Linked DNA regions of Mus musculus: all the other regions are linked to region 3. Evidence: chromatin loops called from intact Hi-C (ENCODE). Cell type or tissue: gastrocnemius. All regions are shown on one strand.

Region 1 (8,000 bases), 360 kb before region 3:
GTTCTTGCCTAAACGATTTGTCTTCGTGGAGGGTCATCTCCACACAACAGCAACATCTGGGAGCTTGAACCTTGGCCACATCCTGCCTGTTCCCCCCGCCCCCCGGCAAACATACCCTTCTTTTACATTATTATTATTTTTAAGACAGGGTCTCACATGTTCCAGGCTAGCCTTGAACTTGCTATCAAGGATGCAAGGATTGCTATCAAGTCAAGGATGGTCTTGAACTTGACCTTCCTGCCTCCATCTCCAAGGTGCTAGGATTACAGGTATGAACCACCACACAGTCCATGCAGTGGGGGATTGAACTCCATGCATTAGGTAGAGCTGAGCTCCTGAGCTGGGCACTCGGCCTATCCTGTCTTCTATCCACAGGTGCTCACAGTCTGCTCTCCAGGACATGGATCTGGTCCAGTACCAGGGACAGGAAAGAGTCCTACAGACGCTAGCTGGGAGGATAAGTAGAAGCTGAGCCGTTGCTGGGCTCTGTTTCTCTACGAATTTGTATGGGGAGCCTGTGGAGGGGCTCCCAGCTTGTCTGTTTCAGGTCTCAGGCTGGAGAGGGTGTGGGTGGCCGAGGACCTTTGCAAGCGAGGCAACCCAGATACTGCAGCAAGAAACAGCGGGCCCCTCTCAGTTCTTCATGGGAGTTTCTGCCTCTAATTTATGTTTCGGGTCCCACCCTACTTCTCAGCCTCCTGCCTGAAGGCCCACCCACTTGACAGATTGACTGTCACAGTCAGCTGCTTGTTCAGCTGGGGACTGCCAGGCCCAGGTGGCCTTTCACCTTGTCTGGGGGCATAGTTCCTGTTTACCCTAAATTTAAGTCTACAGCGCCAATCCCAGGCAATCCACTGGTCTTATGGCTGCGCATTAAAAAGTATGCATATCACTCCTCCCTGTTATCACCCAAACCTTCAACCTGGCTGACCTCTCTGCCTTCCGTGGCTAAGTCGAGTTTGCTCCCACTCTATGGTCCTTGTCCTACCTTGCAAGACATTTCCTCCAGCTCCTATCCTTCTCAGTTTTGTTTTTTAGGACACCTGCCACCATCCACTATGCTTCTGTTTCCTTATGTGTCTTCTGTCTGCCTTCTCACAACTGAGGACCCCATGGGACCCAAGAGTGTGAGTGTGACCCCTGGTAGGAGCCCAGTCAGTACACTTTCATATTCAAAACACTGTCTTCCCCTCCACTACTTGCCTGAAAATGCACAACAGCCATCCAAAAGCTCTTCGAAAAGTTCAAAGACACCAGAGCTTTGAAGAGAAAAGGTCTTCTTTATTTTCTCTCTTGCCAAGCTGTGGGGCTGGGGCAAGGCCTTTGCTTTGTGCTCCTCTGTAGAGGAAGAGAAGCGAGATTAGTCTCCTCTGGGCCGAAGAGAGCTCCAGCCTTCTCGAAGGACAGGGCTGCTTGCGTGTGACAAGGATCCCCTGCACAGTGGCTGCTCACAGCTCTGTGTGCTTACCTGCCACAGATTTGGTGGCAGATAAATGTACTACCGTGCATTAAACAGCTGCTGTACACAACTAGGCCTGTGGGCTTTCTGATGTCTCATAGCTTCTTCATCCTTGCAGACAGTTGATGGGCGGGAGGCCTCTTAGGTGCTGTTAGTACATGCTCCCTCCCGAGTTTCAGCCCATGCCTATGTTGTTCTTCATGGGATGCTTTAGCAAGCATCAGCCCATTTTGAAATGATTGTGTAGGTCAGACAGGTTGTGGGGGTCAAAGGTTATAGCCAGACAACCTGAGGAGGAGTGCGTGACCCTTACCTGAGAGTGAACTATTAGGCCAAACTCTAAACCCCAAGGGTCGGTGTTCTCCCTGTTGGAGGGGGAAGGCCAGCCCAGGGTGCCTCTGTGTTCATCTTAACATTTTTCCTATAACCACCTCCGCAGCTACACCATTTAGCCTCTGCTCCGGCCATCCACGCCCCTCACCCCTTCCCTCTTCATTTCTCCATATGCTCTGCTCTCCCCCCCCACCCCCCCACTCCCCACCCAGGCTAATCTCACTGACCTTTCTGCTGGCAGCTGGGAATTAACATCAATTAGAGACTATTTACCAAAAGGACTATCTCTAGTTAATTAATGAGAAAGAAGTTAAGTTAAAGTGAGCAGGCTAGACTGATGCCATGACAGGTTTCAAATTGGCAGTTCAGGAGACAAGGCCTAAATCTCTATTTCCAAGAACTGGGCAAGTTCACACCTCAGAAGCTGCCATGCCACCTGGCCTGAGGCAAGGACAATGGGTCAGCAGCCATTTTCAGACCTCCTCAGTTACTTCCACAGCGACAGTTTCCAGCCCCCAAGCCCTGGCAATGGATTGTCCCTAGAGATGCAGCAAGATATAGGTTACATACCCTGAATCCCCTAATGTGCTTTAAATCAGGCCTGCGAGCTCATTTGGTTGTCTCTCTATCTCAGTAATGGGAGGCCCCCAGCATGCTGGACTTCTGCAGAATAAAACACTCTTTGCATTTACATACTATTTGAGTCCGGAGTATCCTTCTCCAGTGAACCATTGACCCTTACAAAAGGACTTTTTGACTTTGACTTTTTGTTACTGGGTAACGTCAACCGTTGTCAGTCTGGAGGTGCTGATGCAAAACAGAGTGAAGCCCTTGTGTTGTTAACATGACATACTCCAGTGTCTGAGGACTCACCTAATGACTGCTGCAACCACCAATCTAGGCAGAGTCCCGTAGGCAGCAACCTGGGTCACTAGCAATTGGTCTTAGCTTTGACAGCATCAGCTGGTTACTTAATTCATTAGCCGCTCTCCAGAACTGAGTTTGTAGCTCAAACTTGTTTCTTCCCCCAAATTCACCAAATTCAACAACACCCTCCTTACTCCCCATGCCAGTTCTGTTTGTTTTTTGTTGTCACAGGTGCATAGTTTTACTTCCGGTGCCCAGCCTGTCTGATCTATAACCTGGGTCACCTTTTCCCTACCCTCATACCACTGGCTCAGACTCCGTGCTTCAGCTTCTTCTCTCACTCAGTCAGGTCTTCTAGAGGATTCCAAACACTGCCTGTCTCTGCAGTGTGGCCTGAGTTAACGTACAGACAGAATTAGGAATGCTCTTCTCTCCCTCAGAATTGTCCTCGTCCTCATTTTCAACATCTTGAAACTGGCTGGGATGCTCGCCCCCCCCCTCCCCCAAGCCTCTCACCCTATAATCTAGCCATGGGTTTGTTCTTATTACTGTCGGTTTGGGCTTCTGTTTTCCCCTCTACCTGCCTTCCCTAGCTATGGAAATCCGACCCTTCATTCAGTAACAAACACAAGAGCCACCTCTTCCAGGAAGCCCTCTGGGAAGCCTCCTAAGAGAAGTCAGTTGCTTGGTCTTCTGTCCCCTCAGCCCTTCCTCGGCATCTTCAGGCATCAGTCAGGCGTGTGTTGGTCTGGCCACTCTGCTGGCTGCCAGATCAGAGGACAGGAGTGCTGCTCTCATCTCCAGTGTCAACAGATTGGCTCTTAACTTGCCCCAGGCCTGGGCTTATCTGATAGCCTTGTGGCCTCAGTTCGGAGATGTCCTGCAGTCCTTAGTCGCCCCCCCCCCCCCACCTTCCAACGCACCACCCCCCCTACCCCTTCAGAGGGTGTCGAGGTTTCCCTAGAAACTGCCACTTCAAAGCCACAAAGGAAAAACAAAAATCTAGCTAAATCAGGCAAGGCGGCTTCCTTCCGAGGATGCCTTCCTGTGCTCCTGCACCTGTGCGTGGCCTCCGGTCAGATTTTGACACGAACCAGCAGTTGCACTCAGAATCACCCAGGGGAGGTAAGGGTGCCCAGAGCAGGTCGACAGAGAGCTGACTTCTGCCCCCAGCCCCTCTTGGGAGTCCTGACTGGAATGGTTCCCTTCTTAACTGCCTTGAGGGTGTATGGTAGTTCTGCCACCTGGAGGGTGTGTCTTTCCCTATAGGCCAGAAACACTTTAAATCCTCACTCTGCCCTCTAGAGTGACCTGGTGCTTAATTTTCAATTTTTTTTTTTTTTTTTTTTTAGCGTTGATGGGGCTAGAATAATCCAGGGCTGACAGTTCTGCCCCCGACCTACCTCTGCAGGCTACAGGCTTTCTTTTCTACTTTTAAATTTTCCAGGTGCCCCGGGTTGCTCTTCCCAGTGGGAGTCCTGCCTTAAATCCTAGGCCATTTGCATTTTCTCAAGGACCCTTTGTGGCAGGTAGGTCCTCGCCTCTTGCAAATGACCTTGAATAACACTGCCCTCTGCACTCTTTCTGGCAGCCACAGGAAGAACGTCCTGCCCGCTGTGAGTCTGGGGCCTTGGAGAGCAGGGCAGGGAAAACAAACAGCCTGTCCTTATTCGTCCATTACTGCAGACCAGTGGATTGGGCATTTAGGATTTAGATTTGCAATTTGTGAATTGATTAAACGAGGAGACTTTACCGAGTGGCTCCCAAGGGCGCAAGTCTTTCATGCCTCTTTCACAGATGAAGAATCTGAGTTATGACAAAGTTTGGCGCACTCAACTCCCAACCAGACTCCCCCTATGGGCTCTTTATTCGCGCTGAATCACGGGCCTGACTGTCGCCCAGAGCAGAGAGGGCGTCGCCTGTGGCTGGCGGATTTTTACTGCTTCCTTTTCATACTTCTGTCACCTCTGTCTGATCTCAGTCCTTGCCTGGCCACTCCTGCGTGCCCCACAAACTTGGAAAACCGCTGCCCTTTTCTCAGCCATTAGCTAGCAGGAGAGAGGCGTGCTTCCCGATTGAGGGCGGCAGCCGTGATGGGGTGGGGATGGGGCCGCTGAGAGGTAGCCTCCGTTCATCAGGCCTGAGCCCACCGGCTCCCTCACCAGGCCTGCATCTCTTGGGTCTGGTGAAAAGAGAAGGGGGTGGGGGTGGGCGTGGAGCCCTCCTGGGAGGCCGATCCAGGGGCTTTCTCTGCCTTAGCGCTGTTGTCTGGGCTTGCCAAGTCCCACGAGTTGGCAAACTCTCGGAGAAGTGCTTTCAAAGCCGGCCTTCGCCCTCCTTGGCAGATGCCTCAAAGCTGTCTTGCTTTGCTCTGCCTGTGCCTGGGAGTCTGTACAGGGCATTTGTTCACACGCCTCAGTGGGGACATCCCTGGAAGAGGCTCACAGGCACAGTGGGAGCTCAGCTGGATGACCCTTGAGGCAGGACCACTTGGGTGGGCGTCAGGAACTGGGGCCAGGTGGCTTGGGAGGGGCAGAACGCCAGAATGGGCGAGGGAGGTGCTAGAAGTGTTCGCTCTCCTCGGGAATAGCGTTTAAGGACTGGGAAGCATTGCCAAATAGTTAACTTTTAGAAGCTGTAGGCAGGGCACTGAAACTTTTTCTATTTCTGTTTTACTTTAGTTATCCTGTTTGATGCAAAATCATAAATATCCCAGGACATAGAAATGAGTCCTCGGGACCAGACAGAATCGAAGATGGCCTTGGAATTTACTGGCCTCAAAACGTTTTTCTAAAGTTTCATTTCTGGACGTTCACAAAACTTTAAAAGTGAGGCTCTTTGAAAAAGCCAAGCACAGGTGTGGCACCTTTAATCCCAGCACTCAGGAGACAGAGGCAGGGGTCTCTGTGAGTTCCGAGGCTGTTCTAGGTTACAGTGAGTTCCAGGGCAAACAGAGCTATATAGTGAGAATCCTGTCTTAAACAACAGATAGATAGATAGATAGATAGATAGGCTGGCTGTTCCATGTTACAGTGAGTTCCAGGGCAAACAGAGCTACATAGTGAGAATCCTGTCTTGAACAACAGATAGATAGATAGATAGATAGATAGATAGATAGATAGATAGATAGATAGGCAGATTAATAGGTAGATAGATGGTCGGAAGATTATCTGATGCTTATGTGAACAGAGCCCATCCCAGACATCACAGGTAATAGCCCAACTAGGGTTGCCAATCAAAATGCCAAATACCATTTCTGCTTCTAGAAACACAGAGCATTTGGGCTGGTATGGCAGTACAATGACAGTGTCAGCCCCATGGGATTGCAGTAACAGCCAGCCCCATGGTAACACAGTGACAGAGAGCCAGGCCATTCCTTGTCTCTGGCAAACTTTTTAAATCGAGTCCCAGTGAACTTTTGTTGAGATAAATTAACAACAACAACAAAAATTAAAATCTTACCAATGATTTTTTTTTTCTTCTGTGCATTCTATTGTAATGGGAAGACCACTCAGACTCTAGTGAATCGAAAGTCTGGCGGGTACTAAACTCAGTTACGCAGGGTCCACATGTAGCTCCAAGTATTTAGGGTAAGGGGTTTTTTAAGGCAAAAACTACATCCTGCTCTCTCTCTTAGCTACAGGGGAGGTTTTGCACAAGCAAGCAGTTTAACAGAAGCTAAGATAAATTAGCTGGGGCACCTTGACCTTGGGTTCCTAGAATAAAGTTGGGTAATTTTCCATGGGATTCTCCATCCAGGAGATCCAATCTAGTTAAACCTAAAATGTCCTCATCATGAATACAAGACGGAGGACCCTCTGCACCTCTGGCCTGCCACGTTACCTCAGGAAAGACTGACCTGGCAAAAAGGCTCCCATCAGTGCGCGTGCTCATTAAGCAGAAAGCCAATCTTCCTCCCTAAAATGTATTTTAAAAAACAAGTCCCCACAGTTTTCCTTGGCACTGGTCCTCTGTGGCTAGGGTGTTAGAATTTTCTTCTAGTTTTACTGAATAAAAGTACATGTTTCCCCCCAAGTTTTCTTTTGTTTCAGAAAAGATAACTGACTATTTTCTTCAGGCACCTGTCCCCAACAGACTATGGTCAAAATACAGCACCAGCTAAGCCTATTCTCACCCTTACTATCAACCATTTTTAACTGAGATATTTAATAGCACAAGAGTACTCTTAATTTAATTACATTCATCTTTTAGGATGCCTTTCTTGACTTTGCCTATTTATTTATAAAAGATGTTCATAAAATATAATTGAACTTAAAGTTTGTATGCAATTACAGGCAATTGTGAGCCACAATGTGGGCGCCAGAAATTGAGCCCAGTTCCTCTAGAAGAGCAGTCAGGGATGTTAACTCCTGAGCCTTCCCTCCAGTCCCTTGGATGTTTTCCATACAGCATAAAAGTAAATTTTATTTAAAAATAATTTAAGATTTAAATTTAAATTTTTTATTTAAAAATTTAGTTCATTTTGCATGTGTGACCGGTTTGCCAACATGACTGTATGTGTGTACCTCGTGCATGCATTCATAGATCTACAGATGTCAGAAGACGGTGTCAGATTCCCTGAAACTGGAGGTATAGATGGTTGTGAACCATCATGTGGGCACTGGGACTTGAACCCAGATCGTCTGCAAGAGCAACAAGCATCTTTTTTTTCTTTTTTTAAAAAAAAAAATATATATATATATATATATTTTGTATCTGTCTTCAGACACACCAGAAGAGGGCATCTAATCTCATTACAGATGTTTGTGAGTCACCATGTGGTTGTGGGAATTGAACTCAGGAGCTCTGGAAGAACATTGAGTGCTCTTAACCCAGTGGTTAAGCCATCTCTCCAGCCCCCCAACAGGTGTCTTAATACCTGAGCCAACTCTCTGACCTCTTGACTGCTTTCTATAAAGCATAGAAATCAATTTTATGTTGATCTTGTCAAAGGTAAATTGATAAATGATTTCTGGAATAGGAAAAGAATTTTGAATGATTACTGCCTTGAATAAGCACCCTGCTCCAACCAGTAAACCAAATAAGAACAAAACACCTCTGCTGCTTGTAGCCTACAGTCTCTACATTTTGTATTGGTTTCGTGTCCCCTTGCCCTGCCCTTACGTTGACTTGCTTATTATATTTCAAACTTGCTGTTTGCAAGGAATGTCCAAATTGGTTTGCTTCTGTCTTGTATTTACAAAGAAGGCCATGGGGCCAGTTCACAAGCGAGCGGCCCTGGAAAGACAATGTCCTTTCCTTCCTGAGGCAGATATTTCAGGATTGGGGAAGCAGGGTTTCCTGTGTTCTCACAAGGGGCTGAGAAAAAAAGAAAGCCAGG
Region 2 (8,000 bases), 110 kb before region 3:
GTATCCCCTCCCCATCTGGTTTGCGCAGGAAAATCGTTTTGCTCCGGACTCCTAATTTCCACCCGGAACACAGCTCACTGCTTAAAGAGCATTTTGTTTTCTGTTTCTGGAACCCATTGTGTATTGCACCAGGGACAATGAGCTGGTCATTCAGCTGCAGCCTTCAAGCATTAAACTGGCCACATGGGTCCACATTAGTTCTCAGAGGGACGAGACACCCCAGCCCCAAGCATGTGTCCTCCTGGGCCCACATGTGTATGCAGAAAGGTGGCTGGCATCCCTGGATCCACTCTGTCCATTTGACCATCATGAAGCCTTTGCAGCCTCTCTCTCAGCTCCAGAGGCTGTCCCCACAGCCACCCTTACACACTGTGGAGCTGGCTTGTTGTTGGCACGGTCCAGGGGACAGCAAGCCAGATTGGGCGGGGAGAGCATTCCATTATTATAACACAATGCCATAACAGGGTTCAGAATTCCTTTCATATTAATTCTTATACAAGTGGAATCTTCAAACTCAACTTTTACCCTGAAAAGGGAGCGGTAAAAGGCAGCCAGGTCCTTTGTTGTCTTGGACCACATTCATCTAAGCTGAGCATCAGGAAGCTCTCTCTCCCTCACCATGCAGCTCAGAGCATCTCCTGGTGGCTTTGGCTGCATGACCCTGAACCTGGCAGCCCATGCTGCTGCTCTTGGGAAACTGGCCCTTCTGGAAGACTGGCTGGTTCTTCTTGCCCCCACGCTCAGAGTGCTTTTGGGTGTGGAGCCAAAACATCTCCAGGCCTCCTTAGAGGCCTCTGACTTGTGTAGCAGGCCAAGCTGACAAGCTGCCAGTTGGTCTCCAAGTGAAGTGTCCCTCGCAGCCCCCAGTCACCCACTGCCAGGGTGGGAGTGAGAGGTTTTCTGTCAGGCCTGGGGGAAGGCAGGGTACCCTCCTTCCTAGTTAACTCTTCCCAAATGTAGCAGAAACTTTTAAGAGTCTTGTTGACGGGGCCACCTCACAGACTAAACATGGATGCTGAGACCCAGAAACCTGGATGCTATTTCAAACCTGGCCATGGTTCCCAGGGTTTGGTTTCCTTACCACAGAGAGGTCGGTAGGCAGGAACTAAGCAAGGTGGCAATGTGGGGCCGATACCAACTTTTTCCCTTTGTGATTCAAGCGCAGGCAATGAGTTTAGCAGTCTTTATGGCCTTGTCCTCCTCAGTTCAATATGATTCTGGCAGTGGTTTGAGTAGAAACTATCCAAGGAAATCCCTAGGAATTCAAGAGACCTCTAACATGCCTATGATAGCAATTCCAGCTCTCATCTTTAATTTATTTATTACTTGTCCACCGAGCAGACACTTATCTAGACTACAGAGTGATAGAACTAAATCACCATGTATTCTAAGTGAATGAGTAACATTGTCTAAGCCCGTACTCCCCTGCTCCCCCGAAACACCTTTCAAGGATTCTGCAGAGTAGGTGCTACTTCGACACTATTGCAGCCTCTCTTAATGCCACGGGGAGAAGAGCACCCTTAGTCTCTTTTCCCGTTGAGGTTCTACTTATTTTCAATGAAAGGGACTCCATATGTAAATGTGATTACTTTCTCCAAAATTCATCTGTGCAACTTGAACACCGGTGTCTATTGGGGTGGTTTGTACAGGATTCGAACCTGAATCTCGGTGGTAAGTACCAACCGAGGAAAGTTATAAGTCCATGAAAAATCAACATGGCTAAAGAGGACCATAACACCCCCTTCTCCTCAGGCTACAGCTCCGAGGGTCACCAGCAAGCGACCATGATCTAATGAAGTGGCATTCCCTCTGGTTAGGACAGAGTGGGCCTGGCATCTCCCACAACACAGCTACCCTGTTTTCTGAGCATGCCAGGCAAATGCGGAATGTTCTCCGAGCCCGAGGGAGCTGGCAGTGGACAGTGAGGACATTCCACTGAAACTGGGCCATCGGGAGCTGAAGACAAAGGCAGCTGATTCAAGGGCTCCAAATTGGAGTTTCTCTAATCAAATATATTAAATCCGCCATCATTCTTGATTGTTTTAATGGGAAGAAGGGGGCAGCTGTGCCTTTCATTTTTCCTGAGCATTTTATTTCGTGCCATGGGGAAAGAGGAAGGGGAGGGGAGGGAAAGTCAGCTGGAAAGGGAAGAGGGAGAGAGGCCGCAAAGAAAACTGCAGGAAACTGATGTCCTTTGTCTTAGAAGTGAAGTGATTTTGCTCGCTGTTCAGCCCCACATGGAGCGTTCCCAGAGCTGCCAGTCATGGAGAATGTTGCCCAGAGACTCTGCTCACGAAGCACACTTATATAGGAAAGGAACCCCGCAAACAGACTCAGGGGCCCAGAACACACAGCGAAGAACCCAGGTGACTCGTGGTAAGCATCTTTGCTGCACTGGCCACAGGGAAATCTGCGCAACAGAACATTTCCCCTTGATATTTGTGCTTTGTACAAGAATTAAGTCTCAAGACACTTAGGGGGAAACTCATCTCCACTCCTTTTGTAACCTCTTGGGCTAAGTGCAGAATCCACAAAAGGCCCCCTTTTACCTTTTGAACGCTGAGTTTCAAATCCCATTGAAGAAACCTGGCCCATGTTATTTACTTTTTAAATAGCTTAACAGATGGCCCAAGAGAGAGGCTTCCTGCCCCAAGTGAGCACTGAGTAGTGTTTTGGTGTGCACCTTCAGCTTCAGAGCAGAGCTTGGCTGTGTGATGTCATTTCCTTATATCCGATGCATTGCTAACAGGATGAACCCAAGTGAGATGGGAACCGAACATTCTGCTGCGAAACCAATTACGTGGGCCCATATTAGGCAGGCGACTTCAGAAGGCATCATGCTAGCGCCCGGAACTTTTTACACCCAAGCGTAAGTCTCAGTGAGAACAAAGGTCTATGGCCCCGCAGTTCTAGGCACACAGACTCTCACAGGCTAACTCATCCAGGGAAATGGCTTTGGAACCTCGTGCCTGTTACAGCCTGAAGCCAGCCTGTTTCTGAGCTGAAATGTGAAGGCAGCTGGCTGTGTCAAAGGGCCAGAGAATAAAGCCACAGTGTAAAAAGAAGCCCCAATTCACCAGAGAGAAGATGATATTAAACCTCCTCTGCTGCCCCTCCCCCCGCGGCTTCCTTGGAGGCCCCCTTGGAGACAATCGAATCTGCTGCTCCTCTGAGAAAGAAGGGTGGAGGCTCCTTTCAGAGAAATGTTACTGGGCTCTCTTTAAATGTCCTCATTTGAGGGGAATTAAAAGGAAATGTCATAAGACAGCATCTATACACTCAGGGGCATTGTATCAAGTGACACAATGCAGGGGAAATGAAGCTCTCATCCTTTGGGGGATTTTAATAACTCCATCAATCAGCTCGGGTCTCCTGTCATCCATGGTAGGCCTCCAGCCTCTTCAAGCAGGTCGTGTGATTTGCCGTGAGACAGCTGGATGAAGCAGGCAGAGGACAGGAAGAAATCTGCCCGTGTCTGTCGGGTTTTTTTTCCCCCTTCTTCCCCTCCCTCCCTCTTTCCCGCCCTCCCTCTCTCAGGCACAATGCCCCTCTGTCCTCAGGGCCCGCTTCCCTCCGGGCATGGCCTGAACAGGCATGGTGGCAAAGGCCAAAAGAACAGTTTAGTTCTCAGCCTGTTCTGCGGCAGCCCTGTGGGGTGAGTCTTGTCAGCGGCCTGGGAGTCCCATCCAGAACTGGCAAGATGCAAAGAGGTGTCTGTTGTTCTGGCGAGGGAGGGGGGTATGGGCGGTAACTCAGGTGGCTGTCTCCTCATCTGTGGCTGGTGGTTGGGTCTTAAGGCAATGCAGAGGTAGAAGGTTGTGAGCTCAGGAGACTGACTCCATCATCACCAGCAATCCAGTAAGCTTTTGGCAGGTCCCCTTGCCTCCCTGTGCCTCAGTCTTCCCTGAAGACTCCGAGGTTGCATGAGGATGAAGGAGCTTTTAGGGCTGGTGATGTGAGTGTGATGTTGCCAGGGACCGCCGAGGACGTGGTACCGGAGGCGTCTAAGTCAGACAGCACTCAGCTGGATCCTAACCTCACCACCATCTGGTTTGATTCACATTGTAAAGCTTCTGTTTTCCTTTTGAGAGAGGATCAGGTTAAGCCCGATCTACCACACAAACACACGCACTGGGAGTTTAACGACCGCACTCAGAAGAAAGAGGCCGGATTGATGCCAGCACACAATCCATCCAGAGCGTTAGTTTTTCTTGTAACCTGTCAGCATTGAGTTAATAAAAAGCCACATTCATACAAAGCCTCAAAACTTGAAATAAATCATATTGCCAACTCATGTCATAGGTTCTACATACTAATTTCAGAGAGAACGTTGAAAAAAAATCATTATTGGAAGATAGGATTATAGACTGATCTTGCCAAGTGAGTTTATTAATACACAATGCTCACCTATCTCCTTATCTCTCAATTAAAAATATTGTGTGTGTGTGCCTGTGAACGTGCATGCATTCATGTGTGTCTCTCTGTGTGTGTATGTGTCTGTGTATGTGTGTGTGTGTGTATGTGTGTGTGTGTATGTGTGTGTGTGTATGTGTGTGTGTGTATGTATATGTCTGTGTGTGTATGTGTATATGTATGTGTATGTGTGTGTGTGTTTGTATATGTATGTGTGTATATGTGTGTATGTGTTTGTATATGTGTGTGTATGTGTTTGTGTATGTGTGTATATGTGTTTATATGTGTGTGTATGTGTTTGTATGTGTGTGTGTTTGATTGCAGGTCCATGCGTGCTATGGAGCATGCGTGAATATCAGAGAACAACTTTCTTGAATGGCTTTTCTCCCTCTACCGTGTCACCCAAGGATTGAACTCAAATTGTCAGGATTATGTGACAATTCCTTCCACCCAGTGGGATATTCTGCTAGCCTTATCACATGATTCAAAAGAATAAAGGGCTATGGTTAATCATTCTTTAATGAGAAAGGACTCCTATTAAGCTGGCACATGTAAAGCACACACAAGTTCTTTAGGAACATACAGATTCCTTTAAACAATTACTTATGTGTGCACATAATGTGTGTGTGAGGGGCTGTATAAGCTGAGGCAAGCCTGTGGAGGTCTGAGGACAAGTTTCTGGAGTTGATTCTCTCCTCCAGCCTTTACATGGCTTCCAAAACTCAAACTCAAGTTGCCAAGCTTAAGTGGCAAGAACCCTGACCTCTGAATCCTGACCTTTGAACCCTGACCTCTGAACCATCGCATTATGCCAGCCCTAGGTTCTTTTCGTATATTTAAAACATACTTTTTTTTTTCCATTTTGAGTCTAGTGTGGGCATGGGGTGGGTTCCCTACTCTGTTATGTCCACAAGGCTAGTGTTGGGAAGTGTTTTCTGGGGAATGGCTACTGAGTTACCCTGCCTCTAGGTGGCTGTGCTAATTTTGTCTTTTTTTTTTCTTCTCACAGCACCTACATGTATGCCATCTTTGTGGCATGGGTTAACTCTACACCCAGAACTTCCAGAAGGAAGCAGAGGGATTTGTAGCACCTGTACCATGCTATTCTGCACTCTGCCTGCCTCTATACTTGGGTTCATATGGAAAGTGCTCTCTTTACACCCTTGAAGAGCGAGTTGAGCTCATGTCTAATAACTTGACCCCTTTCATTGGCATCCATAGGGTACCTGGGTCTCCTCCTGGAACTATCCACACAGGAGCCACAGAGAACTCCTGGAAACTCACAGGGTGTGGGCATCTTTGAGGCTCATTAGATTCTCCTGGTCCTTTGGCCACACTTCTGTCTTGGCCAACCCTGGGACAGGAGGGCATCGAAGTTCACCTGTCCTTTTGCTCCTGTCCTTCCCTAGCAGGACCAGCACGAGGCCCCAGCATGGAGAGAGGACTATTTCTTTTGAGCAGACGCCTGGGCTGCTCTCATCAGCTGGGAATCCAACTATTTCCCACCTTCACCCCTGCCCCGTGGAGTCGAGGGCTAACTGGGCAGGCTAGATATGAGAAGCTGGATGGCTCCCCTCCTCCTACTGATTCGGGGCCTTACACAGAGGCCTCATGTGTTGTGAATTATAGAAATGCCAGCCACACCCACCACGAAATACAAGCACCAAAAAGCTTTTGCGAGCCAAGTGTAAGTGACTCTGAGTTGCTCTCTCTGCTTGTGCTAGCGCTATGAGGCTGGCTGATGCTAGGACCAGTGGACGATGCTCCCGGTATTTGCTTGGCACCGGGTTGCCTCGTTTCTGATGCTTTTTTTTTCTTTAACTCTCTGCTGCCAGCAGCTAGGCCAGTGTCACAGTCTGTCTGTATGGGCAGGAGGCCCTTCAACATGGGAGGTGCCTTCACCATCAGAACTACACAGGCCCAGTATCAAGTTTCCCTCTGGGAAGAGATGCCAGTACCTTTTACTGGGATCTGACTCACAATCTGCAGTCTTTCAGAGCTTAGAGAGCACTTGGGTTCCAGGGTCCATCTGGCCAGACACAGGCATTAAGTCCCACGGTGTCTCTCTGCTCATCTGGGCCTGGGTCCTCCAAGCACAGAGCGCTAGGATGACTCCCTCTTGTCTGGACCTATGCTGGTGAGCTTAGAAAGGTCATATGCTGAGGAAGCCATGTAAATGGGCGTTGTCTCCTTGGACTTGAAGAACCTTTCTTTTAAGGTGATTTTGACTACAAAAAGCATTTTTTTTTTTTGTCACCTGGGAGACTTCAGTTCTACCAGGGTCTTGTTAAAGTGTTAAGAGCCGGCTTGAGGTTGACATGTTGTCTCTTCATGTGGTTTGAAGCGCTCCAGCTTTCCTTACTTCTGATGTGGTATCTGTAGCCAATGAGAGCTCTTCCCCTCCAACTCCTCACCCTGGGCCCCCACTCAAAGTTATAAAATGAGAGTTCTGGGGTTTCTGTCTTTAACATTTCCCCTCTGTGAAATCTATTTTGTCCTGAGACCATTTTCTCAGCTACTCCAAGGAGCTGCAATGTTCGTCACCTCCTCTGCTCAGTAACGGGGGCAGTAGGAAGTCTGCCTAAAGGAGCCGGGGAAGTGGAAATAGATGGTCACCTTCTCAGCTGGTATTTCTGAGTGCATGCTCAGGGTCAGAGATATGCTAAGAACAAGAGTTGGACCCAGCCCACAGTCTAACCGACTTAAGACAAATAATTCCATCATCCTCTTTTAGTAAATTGTGTGTGTGCACACATGCATGTGCACACACACATGTGTACGTGCACATTTGTGGGTATGGACATGCATGTGAATTTATGTGGCTTTTGTTTGAGACAGAGGCTCTCACTGGCCTACATCCAGGTAGCCTAGGCAAGCTAGACACTAAGCACCAGGGATTCCTTTGTTTCTACCCTGTTTCCTGCCATTGTTGAGACTACACATGCATGCTGCTGTGTCTACACATGCATGCTGCTGTGTCTACACATGCATGCTGCTGTGTCTACACATGCATGCTGCTGTATCTACACATGCATGCTGCTGTGTCTGGATTTTTACCTGGGTTCTGGAGAGCTGAACTCAGCTCTTGCACATAGTAAACACGAGACTGGCCTCCCTCTTCAGCACCCTTCTTAAAGGTCACCCACTCTCTAAGCTACCAATCTGAAGATAATATCCATTACCCCAACTCTTTCACCTCCCTACAGTTCTGGGGCCTATTGACCAACACACCTCAAAGTCCTTATTTTCTTGAGCAGAGGCCTCTGAAATGGTTAATTGAATGCCATGGCAAAGGGCACCATGCCATGGTTAGAAATAGTTCTTTTATCCCAGCATCAATCAATGTCCTACTCTGATTTGTCATAACTTTGTGATGCAACACAGTTACATAGCCTCTTAGGGACAGTTTCTTGCCTATTGAAAGCCTAGGCAGAAGGGTCTTTGTCAGCCACTTGAGTTCAAATGATCAGAATTTAGCCGAAAAGGGAGTGTCTGAGTCATGTATAGACTTAGGCAACCACAGAGCAGATCTGGACTCTAATTCCCAGGATCAGAAAACAAGGTGTGGAGGCTGGGACTCCAGGCAG
Region 3 (8,000 bases):
TCCTTCTGAAAAAGACAAGATATAGCCTCAGCAGTCTAGAGCATGAGACCTGAAGGGCTGGTCCTAGAGAGGCTCCTTCAAGCTTTTTGAGCAAACTGCACTGTTAGCACTAAAGGTAGGTGTGAGTGTGCAAGCGTGTATGTGAGCGTGTGTGTGTGTGTGTGTGTGTGTGTGTGTGTGTGTGCTGCACCCTACCCCACAACATATTGCTCTGATTATAAAGAGCTACTGTATTTTTTGCTTTGGGAACCAAACTAACTACCTACTATCTTAGGATATGAACTTTTATTTCCATGGGATATTTACTCCAAATGATCATTTGTTTAACCCACTGAACTACACAGATCACAAGAAGGTAGTATTCATGGTTAACATCTTGCTGGGAACAATACTAAGAAAATATGTTTTCTAAGAGTGAGTGTATAAAACAGGTAGAAAAATAGAAGCAAATTACCTTAAGTAAAAATGGTGAGAGGGGGGTGGAGGCAGCATCTAGGTTTAGGTGAGAGACATAATTCTAACTGCACAAGGCAGACCAATGTTGAATTCCGTGATCACTATTTTATAAGCAAATGGCAATAAAAAGGAGAAAGGGAGGAGGAGGAAGGAGGAGCACGGTACAGTGGCATGAGGCACCATTCTGCATTGTTAAGGTTCTAAACCCCAAATTTCCAAAAGGAGGAATTTCAGTGTCACTTGCTCCCCAGCCCATGGCGATAAACCTCCAGAGTGCATGTCACAGCCCCAAGTGACCCTGGTTGTGTCAGCAGCTCCACTGGGTGTATGACCTTTGGCACAAATAAAATGTATTTACTCATGCCTGAATTCCAGTGACAAGTCCCCTTAGATAAAGCTCCACTAGGGGCCACCTGCCCTCAATGACCTGCAAGGCTTTCAGGACCAGCTTTCGTGCTCTGCGCACCTCCTACCGAGGGCTGCCTCACTGGAAAGACTTGACTTCCAGCACACAGGGAGGGAGGTGGGACTCTGACTTCTACAGTCCATTTGGCTTTGCTTCCCTTTGAAGCCATTATTGAGAAGCTTTCCGAGCACGGATCTGCAAACACAGACACCAAGGAATCCTGGGCCCAGAGTTCAAACAAAAGTGTAAGGACAAGTGAGGTGAACGGTATTGAGATCCCACGTAGACCTCTCCTATTCAAAGCAGTCCTTCCTTGTCCTCACCCTTTGGAGAACGTTTGAAATGATGGAAGTTGTATTTGAGCCTCCACTCTGAATGCTTCTGCAGGGTAGAGGTTCCTCCGCGGAGCTTGTGAGGGTTAACTGAAGCAACAACCTCTTTTATGTCTTTACAAGTAGTCTGTTCTCCATTTTACACATGAAGAAGCAGAACAACAAGAGTTTAAGTCACGTGGGAAGTAATACAGCTGTGAAGTGTCCATCCGAGACATCGGGTCAGAGCAGGTCAGGAAATACCCACTAAATCAGATTAGCTGCACACTGCTGTGGGCTTGTCTCTCTCAGAAATCTGTGAGGAAACAGTCCTGGTACTCCCTAGCATTATCATGTTCTCTGTCAGGTTCATGGGGTGTCTGTAGTTTGTTCCTGTAAAGCAGGGTAGGCCACTGTTTATCTGCCCCGGGATCTTTACAATCCAAAACTGATAGCACAGTTTATACCAGGGTGATGGAGAATACGTCCAGGAGAACAGGCTTTATAAACACCCAGTCAATACCGAGCAAAGGACAGGTGCTGTTTGCAAGACCCTGAAGACTGCACTCTTTAGGCAGAGGGTCAGAACACTAGGCATGCCATGTTCCAGTGAGGGTCCAGTGTCCTGACGGCAGGGCTGGAGCTAAGTCACCAAGCCAAGGATTACACCCAAATTGGTTATTTTGGGGCAAATGGGGCAGATTCTAGACACTCGCTACATACAGTATCAGCTGATGTTGCTTTGTACAAAAATGTAGTTAGATGTATCCTTTGGATTGCATTTTTCCTTTACAAGGAAATGATGTCAGATTCTGCTAAAATAAAGCAATGGCTGCTCTGCCTTTATTGTGCACATTCCAACGCAGACCTATTTATCCATCTTTACACTCTTTAGCCTTTGTGCTTGATCCCTGGAACCACGAGGAACAGGAGGCTGAGAGTATTGGTAGTAGTATTGTTGTATCTAACAAGACAACAGGCATAATAAGTCTGTAGTGAACAATGAACTACGGTTAACAGAGATTTGAGCGTTCACCATGGGACAGTCAGTGAGCTGTGTGTACTTCTTCAGTAGACTCCAACATGCCTGTGATGTATGTGTGAGTATCACCCACAAGCCAAGTGAACTCTGCCAGGCTACTGAAGCACTTTAGGTCCAGCTTCGTCCTCTGTTTTAGGAGCTGGGAGGTAGCTGTAATAACTGGGTTAAGGCATACAGTAATTGCAAAGACTGCCTGGGTTAATACCTGGGTGGCATTTGGAACAGTGCCGGCATTCATAAATGCCCAATAAACACTGGCTAGTTTGTGTATTTATCTTAAGATAACCTCTCAAGTCATTTGAGGGATCAAGATTGGAACTCAAACTGCCTGACTTCAGATCCTGTGTCTCTGTGCACAATTTGAAAGCGTAATCAAATAAGTGAGGAAATAGCCGGGAGTCACGTGGCTATATAGTGGCAGGTTTCAGGTCCCTGTCACTCAAGCCTACAATTTCACTGTCCAGTCTGAACTTCCTGTGTGCATTAGCTGTCCAGTACTCCGACAAAATCCCCTGATTAATGAACTCAGAGTGAAGGAGGGTTTGTTTTCATTTTGTCTCACAGTTATGGAGATTTCAGACTGTGACCAATTGGCTCCGATGGTTTGGAGCTGTGGTAAGGAGGGTGTGGTAGAATAAACTATTTACCCCATGGCTGGACTGAAAAAGCACAAGAAGGGCAATCGCGAGTGGTCAGAAGTGGTTCCCACCTTTTAAAGATTCCACTACCTCCCAAGAGCACCATGGGTCACTTTGCTAAGCCGTAGACATCCTCCGTGCCCAGGTCTGCACCTCTATAGGAAGAGGCGGAAATGTACCCTGCACGTGGTTCCCACCTCTTCCCTCCTCTTCAGACCACACCTTCTTCCCTGCTGGGAAGCTTCTGATGATGCCCTTTTACAGTTTGGTCAGAGCCAGTTATGATGGGCACTCAGTCCCAGCACTCAGGAGACAGGGGCAAGCCGAGGGTCTCTGACTCTGAGGCCAGCCAACCTGGTTTAAGTTCCAGGACAGGCAAAGGAGTCTACTCAGAGAAACCCTGCCTCAAAAAACCTAAACCCAATGCAACCGAAACAAAAACCAACAACAACAAAACCAGATTGCTGGCAAAGGTTACATTCTGTAGCGCATGCCGGGGTGGGGATGGCGGTGGGCAACAAACAGCAGAAACAATACTAAGTAGTACTTGGAAGGTAGTGTTGGTTTATAAAGTGTGGCATCATCCTTCTCTTTTGGTCATTGGAATAGCCCTGTTTTGGGGTTACTTGTGTTCTTGGGGTTCAGAGGAACAGAGCTCCAGTTTGTATCGGGGTCTCCTGAGTATGGGTTCTGTGTACTTTGTATGACAAAATCTTTGACGCTGTAGTCAGAGACCACTTGATCCTTGACCTCAGGACTATTTCATGACATTTCTAGTGTAGATTTTGTTATGCTTGGGGAAGTTTTAGTTTAAGCCTTCCCCCAAATAGAGAGACAGGACTGTTTGTTTTTGGACCCTGGATCCCGGGACAAGGGACTGAGGTGCATATATTACATATCAAAGCAGACCTGGCCTCTAGGTCCTCCAAGAATCTCTCAGTCCATACCTGGCATACCCTGCTCCCAACTTGAACTTTGCAGCCCACAGGTTGGGCTACCATTCTCCTAGAGGCTCCTCCCTATATTATCCAGACAGTTTGGCCTCCCTCCTCCTCTTCCACCTCCTCCTCCTCCTCCTCCCCCTCTTCCTCCTCCTCCCACTCCTTCTCCTCATTGTAGTCCTCCTCCTTCTCTCTCTGCCTCAGCCCTTTCTCTCTTTTTCTTCCCCTTCTCCATGGCGACTCCCCTGGCCTGTGAACTCTCAAGAGAGCAGCTTCTGTTTAATATATCTAATCTGGCTTGGATTGGCTCATTTTACCAGCAGAGAAATAACCCATCAAGGACATGCTGACTTAAATTATGTCCAAAGCATGGATCTTGTGATTCCTTTCCCAGATTTTATAAAAGAGGATTCACTCAGAATATTACTGAATGAAGTATGAGTTCTGTAGAGAGCTATTCATTCAGGATCTTCTAATCATGGATTCTAACAGTCATTTTATTCACTTCAATGTCATTGTCTTTTTCAGATGATATTTCATTTCAAAACCTGGGCTCACAGCCCCCTTCCACAGAACTCTGTGGTCTCTCTATCCTCCTCATTTTGTCTTGCTCCATGGAGGGAGGTTTGTTTTGTTTTGTTTTGTTTTGAACCCAACTACTTCCTCTTTGATTTGGTGGCAAATTGACTGTCTGAGTGAGTAGAATAATTACTTCCATGGCAATGGGTGAAGTTAGAGACAGGCCATTATGTGAGCATTACAGAGAGACAGGGGCTGAATTAAAAAAAAAAAAACAAATAAATAAATAAACCCCAAACCAGTAGCCTTAATAATGGCAGGATAGAGAGAGAAAATTACTGGCATTATAAATTGCTTTTTTTTTTTGGAAAAAAAACTTTATCTTCTAAAAGGCTGTGACAGTTGAAAAAAAAAATCTCTCTCCAGTTTTAATTGTGGATAATTTTGTGAAAGGAAAAACCTCTCTATGAAAAATGGTGTGATGAAATGTGTTTAGTTTGACTTTGGCAAAGCTCTATGTCACTCTGAATGACTGCTTCAAAACAGACACAAATAATATTTGCTATTACTTAAAAGTTTGTGATAATTTGCCTCCGAAGAAAAGGAAGAGATTGAGAATCAAAGGTTGGGCCCTGAGTCTAGCTCCTCCCTAAGGAAGTGTTGTGTACTGCCACCACGTGGAGAGCCAGATAAAGAGTCTAGCATGGCCTTGCCTATCTGGGACTGAGCTTCACCTCTTTGGAAGATGGACACACACCAGGAAGAGAGGCAAGAAGACTTCAGTGTTGCCAGAGCAACTGCTAGGAGACACCTTGGAGTTCAGATGTCACATCTCAACAGGGATGCAGGTCAGTGGTAGAACATGTGCCTAGCATGCACATGACTGTGTTCCCACCTCAGCACCAGCAAGAAAAATCACACGAGAACGCCACAGCTGAATCTCATTTACACCAACCTTTAGTATAATTTGAGCAAGCATTGCTTTCAAGTTCCACAACACGTTATAATTAAGCAATTAGAATGTAAGAAAGAAAGAAAGGAAATTTAATAGAACAGGCATTTCATGTGTATTTTAGCCCAACAGCAGGCAGTGGTATACTGGGGTGATTGATACACTTTAAATATTATTAAGCAGCTTCACGGGGGGCCTCAGCCAGCCAGTAGATAGCAGCTTCTGCACTGGTGTTTAAGACACATGGGCCCTCAACTTCTTTTTCTGGCTTTTCCAATGGCCAATGGAGAAACAAGACACACTGGCTCGGCAAGAACAAGAGACAGCACTGAAATCAGCATCTAAGAGTTCAGTATACTCTGGGACCATCAAATGTAGATGACTAACATATCTCTTCTGCCAGAAAGTTCTCAAGCCTTTGGGAAACCAAGGAAACCTGCAGCTTCCCTGTATGTAGGCTTCACTGTGCAGGAGGCAGCAGCACACACTCGGGGAAGGGCCCAGACCATAAAGGAGCTTGGGTTCCAAGGTCACTTTGCCTTCTACTAGCCATGACAGTTTGATCATTCACTGTGTTCCATTTTTCTCGTTTGAAATAAATTCTCATGGCAATCATATTACCTCCTTCAGGGAGCTTGTTTGAGGCTAAATGAGGCAGCTCCTAGGAGCAGAGCGGCATAGGAGGCAGTAAGTACCAGGCACAAATGTTTTGAAAGCTTAATGCTTAAGTTCACCAAGGGCTGAATCGCGATTGTTATTGATACCACTCATTTGCTCATTCTTTCATCGGACACACATTTGTTTAGCAGATAGTATGAGCCTAGCCGTGAGCAGCCAGCACGTACCTAAACCTGTCCAGCACAGCCCTTCCCATGCAGGAATGTAGACGTGCCGACAAAAAAGTTACAGCAACACGGGAAGCGCATAGGTGAACATTTCCATGATTATACATGTTTCATGCCTGGAGACGCTGGCATGTGATGGACAGCAGACATGGAAGGCGAAGAGGGTCCTCATGAGCCGCACTCAGGAGAGGAAGGAAGGCGTGTAAGTTAGGGGGAGGGGCTATGGAGGCCAAGGAGTCACGGAGGGCACTGGAGGGGCCACTGAACTGTTCAGTGTGTTCTATGGTCTTAATTTTCTTTAGCATGAAATATCCCCCCACCCCAAACAAAATATGATGGATAATCTCAGCATATGAAACAGATAAAAATATAATTTTATCCGGGGACATTTACTTTATAATTTCACGTTGGTGGCAGTTACAAAGTCAATCAGTGAGAACAATAAGCAGATATTAATTAATACACAATTAGTAGTTGTATATGATAAACTCAGCCTCATATATATACATATTTACATATATATATATACATATTCTAATTGGATGATATTGAAAATTCTCTGATTCATTCTGCATTGAAAAATGTACCTTTTTAAAGGAATTCAGTTTGTAATCTCTAAATATGCTTAATTGATATGGAAGTATAAATAGTAGTGAGCTTGTTTTATTTCCATTTTAAATCGTTATCCATCAGCACCATATTTTCTTTTTTTTTAATTAGGTATTTTCTTTATATACATTTCAAATGCTATCCTGAAAGTTCCCTATACCCTCCCCCCTTCCCTGCTCCCCTACCCACCCACTCCCACTTCTTGGCCCTGGCATTCCCCTGTACTGGGGCATATAGAGTTTGCAAGACCAAGGGGCCTCTCTTCCCAGTGATGGCCGACTAGGCCATCTTCTGCTACATATGCAGCTAGACATCAAGCTCTGGGGGTACTGGTTAGTTCATATTGTTGTTCCACCTATAGGGTTGCAGACCCCTTCAACTCCTTGGGTGCTTTCTCTAGCTTCTACATTGGGGGCCCTGTGTTCCATCTTATAAATAACTGTGAGCATCCATTTCTGTATTTGCCAGGCACTGGCATAGCCTCATACGAGACAGCTATAACAGGCTCCCTTCAGCAAAATCTTTCTGGCATATGCAATAGTGTCTGGGTTTGGTGCCTGATTATGGGATGGATCCCTGGGTGGGTTAGTCTCTGGATAGTCCATCCTTTCGTCTTAGCTCCAAACTTTGTCTCTGTAACTCCTTTCATGGGTATTTTGTTCCCTATTCTAAGGAGGAATGAAGTATCCACCCATTGGTCTTCCTTCTCCTTGATTTTCTTGTGTTTTGCAAACTATCTTCGGTGTTCTATGTTTCTGGGCTAATATCCACTTATCAGTGAGTGCATATCTAATGACTAAAGCTCAAATCTAAGTGGATCAAAGACCTCTGTATTTTTCTTATCATGTATATGAAAATTGAATGACAAAGCACTACGATCTTAGTCTCATTGCTAAAATGATCCATAACACAATATTCCTGAGGTGTGAGTTGCTCTGTCCCTCTCTGTAGATTAAGCTGTGGTAGGGCTGTGTTCTGAGGAGGTATGCCTGAGCTGGGCTTGGTCCACATGAAGAAGATGTCATAACCAGTCGGAACTGGTAGATTTACAAACAGCAATTTGCTTCTCACGATTCTATAGGCTGAGAAGTTTGTGATCAAGGAGTTTGCAGGTGTGTCTGGTGAGGGTTCAGTCTCTGCTTCCAGGATGGAACCTTTCTTCCTGTGCCCACCAGATGGGAAAAACGTCATGTCCTCACTTGATAAAAGAAGGGAACGACAAGCCAAGGAGACACTGGTCCTCCCAAACTCTTTCAAAAGGTTCCTGACCCCAGTTGTGTG

The links. A loop is a pair of places that touch in the nucleus more often than their neighbours do. Peaks named below come from ENCODE experiments on the same cell type or tissue, not always from the same donor. Only the 100,000 strongest peaks of a DNase experiment are listed, where the experiment ranks them.
Region 1: a loop joins it to region 3, with 1.9 times the contacts of the local background. A loop is called at or near these places in 4 of 42 quality-filtered maps.
Region 2: it touches region 3 in a loop (2.1-fold over the local background); 12 of 42 quality-filtered maps call a loop at or near these places.

Annotation. Positions count from the first base shown.
Region 1 is chr3:52,396,731-52,404,730 of GRCm38, forward strand. No RefSeq gene overlaps it. Among named protein-coding and RNA genes, the nearest start is that of Gm38537, 66 kb to the right of the region's middle. In gastrocnemius, a CTCF peak has its summit at 4,513; DNase peaks (open chromatin) are centred at 391, 3,798, 4,290, 4,589 and 1 more place; H3K4me3 peaks cover 1,455 bases; H3K27ac peaks cover 2,381 bases.
Region 2 is chr3:52,641,271-52,649,270 of GRCm38, forward strand. No RefSeq gene overlaps it. Among named protein-coding and RNA genes, the nearest start is that of Gm30235, 4.6 kb to the right of the region's middle. In gastrocnemius, a CTCF peak has its summit at 629; DNase peaks (open chromatin) are centred at 378, 750, 1,887 and 3,578; H3K27ac peaks cover 5,816 bases.
Region 3 is chr3:52,753,772-52,761,771 of GRCm38, forward strand. The region is part of intron 1 of Gm2447 (predicted gene 2447); the gene reads left to right. Among named protein-coding and RNA genes, the nearest start is that of Gm2447, 18 kb to the left of the region's middle. In gastrocnemius, a CTCF peak has its summit at 4,974 (motif pointing left); a DNase peak (open chromatin) is centred at 5,009.